2 separate regions of the Mus musculus genome follow, and region 2 is linked to region 1. The links are chromatin contacts, found by Hi-C or POLR2A ChIA-PET in ENCODE. All regions are on one chromosome and are shown on one strand. Each heading gives the region's core, a stretch centred on a gene start or an enhancer-like site at or near the end of the contact. The rest is flanking DNA. Distances are from core to core; before and after follow the strand shown.

The links. Hi-C counts contacts between places; a loop is a spot of excess contacts on that map. ChIA-PET counts read pairs that join two places held with the same protein, here RNA polymerase II (POLR2A).
Region 2: a loop to region 1 is called in a map of CH12.LX, with 2.1 times the contacts of the local background. The contact joins the enhancer-like site here to the promoter of Itm2b in region 1. A Hi-C loop is called at or near these places in 2 of 37 maps with a recorded cell type or tissue (CH12.LX and adrenal gland). POLR2A ChIA-PET finds 5 or more read pairs at or near these places in 1 of 5 experiments (Patski).

Annotation. Positions count from the first base shown.
Region 1 is chr14:73,383,241-73,386,784 of GRCm38, reverse strand. It overlaps Itm2b (integral membrane protein 2B), which reads left to right and starts at 1,496. Exons shown (of 6, transcript NM_008410.3): 1 at 1,496-1,775. The coding sequence starts at 1,659.
Region 2 is chr14:73,424,178-73,427,626 of GRCm38, reverse strand. No RefSeq gene overlaps it. Among named protein-coding and RNA genes, the nearest start is that of Itm2b, 41 kb to the right of the region's middle. Within about 2 kb of position 1,987, at least 1 of the 3 ENCODE cell types and tissues checked has a DNase peak (open chromatin) inside an H3K27ac peak, as active enhancers do.

The DNA.
Region 1 (3,544 bases), core at 247-2,746:
CTATCAGCAGTTGTTTATCTGACACTGTGTGACCTTAGTACTAACCAGTGAGCTATGGTTCCGCTGTTCTGCTTTCTTGTCTTGGCTTCCAGTGTGACTCTGGAATGACAATCTGCTTTCCTCTGCTTACTTTTTTTTTCTCTATTTATAAAACCATCCACCCCCTCACCTTCTCTTTCATGAAACGGAGTCCTACTCAGTCCCAGAGGCAAAAATAGAAATATGGGAATGGAGAGACGGCTCGGCAGTTAAAAGCATTTGTTGCTCTTCCAGAAGACCCAAGGCTTGGTTCCCAGCAACCGCATGGCGGTTCTCAACCATTTGTAACCCCAGTTCCACGGGACTTGACTCATTTTTCTGACTTCCTTAGGCACAGGTACATGTAGGCAAAAAAAAAAAAAAAAAAAAAAAAAAAAAATCATAGGCATAAAAATTAAATATTTAAAAATAAAAAGAAATAAAGATAATTCCCTCCTTGAATAGAGCCAGGGGCTCAAGAACTCTGGTCTCAACTGCTGTCTTCAAGGTTGGCCTAGGCCAGAGCTCACACAGCAGAATCCTTCTGGCCAACAGACACTCCTGTAGGTGGACAAGGAGAGGATATGGAGAAGGCTACAGGATCAGTCATTTGACCAAAGGACCATCTGGAGACATGGCTGTAAACCCAGTGTGTGGGCCAATGTCTTCTGTCAACCAGAAGCAAAAACCTCTTCAAAAAAGGAGAATTTTTTATTTTGAAGAAAAATAAGAACTTGTCCTAAGTACGTTGTCACAAATCACAGATTGGCCTAAGGCAAATATGGTTTTTTGTTTTGTTTTGTTTTGGCTTGCTTATACAAATGAGCTCGGTTGGTACATTTTGTTTTACCAGTTTAGAATTTTAGGAATACAAATGGATGAAGAGGGTTCCTGGTCATTGGCTTGAGATTAGGCTGGGCAGGAACTGACCTCTGAGGGAGGAAGAAAAGACCAGCTTAGTCAACCAGGCAACACCTTAGGGTGAGGTCTGTGGGAGATAAGTCAGATCACCAGGACACTAGGACACAGTGCTTCAAATATTCCTATGCTCTACTAAGTCGCTTACTAATAAATGATTAAACGGAGCTTTTGGGTTTGTTTGTTTGTTTTTCTCACACAAAAATTCCATGGCCTTTGGGCTCACAATCAAAGAGAATTTGGTGCTACCAGAAGTTAACTTATCCTACGTAGCCAACCGACAGAGTTCACCCCATTTTCTTATCAACTTGCAACACTGGGCCCCTGAGGAGAACTAGTTGGAAGCAAATTCAGAACCGGAAAATCCAGGCAGCCCAGAGGGGCAACAAGTCCTAGCTCAACCAGGCGCGCCCTCCACAAAGCCTGGCCAGATTCCCGCTGAGTCCTGGGTGGGGGTGGGGGGAACCAGGGAGGGTCTGGCGTGAAGCCAGGCCCCGCCCCGCTCAAGGCCCCGCCCCTCCGGGCCCCCGCCCTGCGCCCGCGCCCCAGCTGCGAGGCCGGAAACCGCGCTGCACTGAGCCGCTGCTGCTGTCGCGCAGTCCGCTCCTCCGCTGCAGAGTCGTGCCCTGAGCTCGGCCGACAAGGCTGCCTTCGCAGCCGGGATCCTGCCAGCCGCGACCCCAGCCTTCGCCGTCGCCGCCTAGGGCGCCCCAGGCCGCACCATGGTGAAGGTGACGTTCAACTCGGCGCTGGCCCAGAAGGAGGCCAAGAAGGACGAGCCCAAGAGCAGCGAGGAGGCGCTCATCGTCCCTCCGGATGCCGTGGCGGTGGATTGCAAGGTCCTGGCTGGGGTCGCGGGCGGGGTCCCGGCGGCGGGGACGGTTTCCCGGACGGTCCTCCGCTCCCGGGTACCGTGGTGTGTGTGTGTGCAGCGAGCGGGGCGGGGTCCTGGCCCTGGCGACCCCCGAGGGGACAGTTGCACAGGTGTACGAGGTCCCGCGGCTTTGCACTTGGCTTGGTAGCCCGGGAACCTGCAGCGACAGGCACCGCCACCACCGAGTTTGGCACTTTTTTTCCAGTATAAATACTGTGCCTAAAATGGCTGACATCATAACAAGCCTAAACCTCTGTTGTTTCCTACTTTCGTTTCTAGGCTGAACAGCACTTGGACTAAGTCCAGCAACTGTAAGCATCTTCATTTTTTAAAAGCCCTTTTCTTTTACAAACTCCCTTGCCTACAAATGGCCTTCGGTGTTGGCAGGTGAACACCTTGGGGTCTGGAGAGAGAAGACAACAGTATACTGGGAGTAGTTTCTGGCTGGTGATTTTATTATTGTAACAAATATTCCAGGTGAAAGTAATTGCTATTGTGGCTGTTCCCATGTAACCCAACAGTTGACTTTTATCAGCCTCTTTGTGGGTACTTCTGAATAAGTGAAACTGGAACCAAAACATAGGAATTTGCTCCCATCCCTACAAAATAGGTAACCTTTGTGTTACCACATCCCCGGTTAGCACTGAGTGATGCTGTCACTGGATTCAATTTTTAAAAGTGATGTACAGTAATATTCTTTTAAATATAAATATAATTTTTGCCTAAGTTTTCTTTTTGCCTTTTTAGGGCTTCTGACATTTGATACCTATGAATACTAACAGCGGGTGCTGCTTCGTTTTTCACTAACACTTTTTAATACCTATTGTCACTTGGGTAATTTTAGTTTTGACTTAAAATCAGTCGTTTGTGTCCATGGTACAAGTAGTAAGGAGAGTTTTTGTTTTTGTTTGTTTGTTTTTTAATGATCTAATGAAAATTACTGTAAAGAAACAGGCCACTAATACCCTATAAAATTTTTGGATATATAATAGCAGTCTGGGCTGTTTGGACATGTTTTCTGGAAACGTTCCAGCTAAAAGCAAACATCATGTTGATTTTTTTAAATGACTGTCTTCCCCTGAGATGAGAGAGCTGATTCCCTAAAAGGATTAAGGGTTCTGGTTTTAGTATTGTTTTCCTGAACCTAGTACAAACACTCTTGGTCTTGAAAACATGTTTAGAATTCACAGGTAAAAATTGTCATAGCAAATTATCATATCTCTTTTGTCCGGATGCACATTTTAATCTAGAATAGACCCATAGTCAAGCACCCAATCACAACAACTCTATATCTTGTTTGTGGAGACACCTTGAGTCTCCTCAAGCCCAGATAGGCCTTGAACTCTGCCCTTCCTTCATTTTCCTCCCCAAGTACTGGGATTACAGGTGTGCACAGCCATGCCCAGCTTCAAATATACATTCTCACTGATATTATATAGGTATATGGTCTTTAAATTCTAAAACTATAACTCCTCCCACGCTAAGCAAGCATCAATGATGTCATTTCTCTGTTTTTTATTCCAGGGTTGTAAAGGTTTCAAACTCTCAGACAAACGTCAGAATTCACTTTGCAGGGGAGCTTTGAATCAGTCTTGCCATTTATGAAGTAGCAGTCTTATTTTTGAGCTCTTAAGGATTTTTCATATGCTCACCATAATTTAATTTTTATTTCACAGTAACTGTCTATAGCTGTACACTTTGCTTTTATTTCTTAATTTCTCTGATTTCTCTATC
Region 2 (3,449 bases), core at 738-3,237, 40 kb before region 1:
CTGCTGGCAAGAGTGCAGAGGAGAGCCGGGGGAGAGATGCAGATTTGACAGAAATCACCTAGGGAGACTGGGGGGCATAGCTGAGGAGAAGATGCCCTCCTAGTGTGCATAATGCTGTGGGTTCATTCTAGTGCTCAAATCACCTTGAGGCAATAGAATCTCCTCAGTAAGTGATTCGATGGAGCCAATACTCAGAGAGTTCTAGGGGTTGGGAGGATATCCACATAGAAGCGTCTGGAAGAAGAGATATACAGAAGAAGAAATGGTGGTTAGATTGCTGTGTGTGTCTAGGAGAGCATATGGCAAGACCGTAAGATTCAGCTTTCTCTCTCAGTACAGATGAGGGGTGTTGTCTTAGTTTCAGTGTCATTGCCGTGAAGAGACACAATGACCAAAGCAACTCTTACAAAGGAAAGAATTTAATTGGGGCTGGCTTCTAGTTTCAGAGGTTTAGTCCGTTATCATCATGGCAAAGTGCAGGCAGACTTGGTGCTGGAGGAGCTGAGAGTTTTACATCCTTATCCGAAGGCAACCAGGAAAAGACTGGATTTGTTTCACATTGGACATAGCTTGAGCATTTAAGACCTCAAAGCCCTGCCTCCAGGCCCCAGTGACATACTTCCTCTAACAAACAAGGACACCTCCTAATAGTGACACTCCCTATGGCCAAGCATTCAAACACATGAATCTATGGGGGGGGGCATACTTATTCAAACCACTATAGGAGCCTAGAGCTAGGCTTTTAACCTCTGGGATGTGTGTGTGTATGTGTGTGTGTGTGTGTGTGTGTGTGTGTGTGTGTGTGTGTGTATGGACATGAGTGCAATACCCATAAATGCCAGAAGAGGGTGCTGGATTCCCTGGAGCTGTGAGCTGTCTGACATAAGTGCTGGGAACTGAATCCAGGTTCCCTGAAAGAGCAGTGAATGCTCTGAACAGCTGAGCTATCTCTTCCACCCTGGTAGACATGTTTAAAAGATGTCATTGTTCCTAGTGATTAAAAAAAAAGTCCAATCAACTGGTACATACATATATGTACATGTATATATATAATATGTGTGTGCATGTGGGTGTATGCTCATACATATATATAACTTCAGAATCAAATGAGACTCAGAGGGCAGTATAGAAAAAAATTAGGTGTTCTTTTTAATTTAATTCTACCTTGTGTATATGCATGTTTTGCCTGCATCATGTGCATCATGTGCATGCCTTGTACCCCTGGAATCCAGAAGGCAGCACTGGATACTGGAGTTCCAAGTGGTTACGAGCCATCATGTGTGTGCTGGGAACCAAATGTGGGCGGCAAGTGCTCTTAGCCAATGAACCATCTCTCCAGCCCCTATTCCCTTCTTGAGTGCTAGGGACTGCGCCCAGGGCCATGAAGATGCTCAGCAGGGCTGGACCACTAACCTTTATCCCAGGTCCTCTTTACTTTTTTATTTTCAGGCAGAGTCTCAGTAAGCTGCTCAGGCAATCTTTGAACTTACCCTATAGCCTAGGCAAACCTTGAATTTGTGATCCTCCTGCCTCAGCTTCCCTCCTGAGTAGCTAGCATTTCAGCCTACTTCTCTGCTATAAATGTGTGTTGAGGAGAGGAGTATAGCACACAGACAATAATAAGCAGAGCAGACTGTGTGCAGTGCAGGGCTGACACAGGAGATGGAGAAGGGTGTGGGGAAATGAGGCCTGTGGAGGTGGCTAAAGAAAATTATATTGGGGCCCATGGATACACATTGTCAATCAGCTGTGTCTCACATAGCGGCTAGAATAATGACCCCACCTGGATGTAGGGAGTTTTTTGGTACCTTGAAGGAAATAGTCATTAGGAAAATACTGACAATCTGACAATTTTGAGAAACTGACTACAGTTTACATAAAAAACAAAAAATCAGAACACATGGTCTGACACATGGTCTAACAACAGGAAGGAATATTTTAATTGGGACTGCCCCAGAAAAATCTAGAACATATGGCTACTCTATTTACAGGCCAAGAAAATGCTAATTACAGGAGCCGGGTGAACTCACCAGCCCTTGGTAAAAAAGACAAGCTATCACCACATATGAACTCTAAACCCGTTCCCAGAAGCCAGGGGATTTTATGTTCTTTCTTGAAGGTTTCTGTTAATGGTTTCTGTTAATAATCTCAAAAGGTCAGTGCCAGAACAACAAAAGACAAGTTGGGGAAATTCTATTCGAATTTCCTAAATTATATGCTTTAGTGTTCTCTCAATCTCTTCATCGACACTTCATCCGGCACTTGGTATAAATCATAAGGATAAAACTGTTTCTTCCACCTTGGGTAATAAAATAAAATCCAATTTAAAGTTTCCTTCCCTTGAAAGAAAAGGGAACATCCACACTGAACTTCCCAGGCTTTGTGAGCAAGTTCTTCATTTTAACAATGCATTTCAACTGCCAAGATTGCGAGCTGCGATTCCGATTCTGCCCTTTGCCTCCCTGCTGTCTCGCTGGCTTTCTCATTAGTAGCTCCCCGTCTGAAATAAAAATACACACCAGAAGCTTCCTCAGCCCGCCTTGCAATTTAATAATCTTAGCAATTACTGGGAAAGAGGCACTTTGAAGGCTTTAAGTCACATTGTGACAGGTGAGAATATCTGCCATTTCAACCTTGCTGCTCAGGGCAGGCAGGGCCAGGGCACAGTGGTTAGCTCGTCCTCAATATTATCAAGGAAGCCCCCACATCTTTTATTTTTATGGTCGGTAAATATAGTGGACAAAATTATGTGATGGGTAGTTGGAGGGAAAGAAAGTCACACATTCTAATAATTCTCTATGCACCCCTGACTAGCCTAGAACTCACAATGTAGCCTAGGCTAGCCTCAAACTTGCAGTAATTCTCCTGCCTCTGCATCCCAAGTGTTAGGATTTCAGGAGTCTAGCACCAGGCTTAGCTATTTGGATGGCAGGGGGGGCTGGTTGGTTTTATTTTCTTCCATTATTATTTGAAGCATCAACTGACTTGTACAACTTTATGAAGACAGAGTCCAGTTTTATATAGTTACAAATAGAAAACAAAACAAGAATTTCTAAATATATACTGATAAAAAGGAAATTTTTTGTTTGATGCATGAGTGGGCACATATGTGTGTGTGTGTGTGTGTAATCTAGGCTAGACTTCGTGATTTTCTTGCCTCAGCCTCCTACATGCTGGGAATCTATAGACGTAAGCCTTCACACCCAGGAAGAAAGGTTTTACACCCGATAAAACTATGGAAACAAAATGTATCGAGTCTCATACTACAACACATGGTGAACCTAGACAACAGGCAAGTTTGGAGAACCTGACACATAAGCTGGATGAACCACGATGTCTACACAGCCAAGATCACAGACAGCACACTGAGGGGGATGGTCGCTGGGCTTGCTGAGAAGGAACCAAAAGCCATTTAATGGTCCAGGGTTTCCATTCTGAAGATGAAAGTC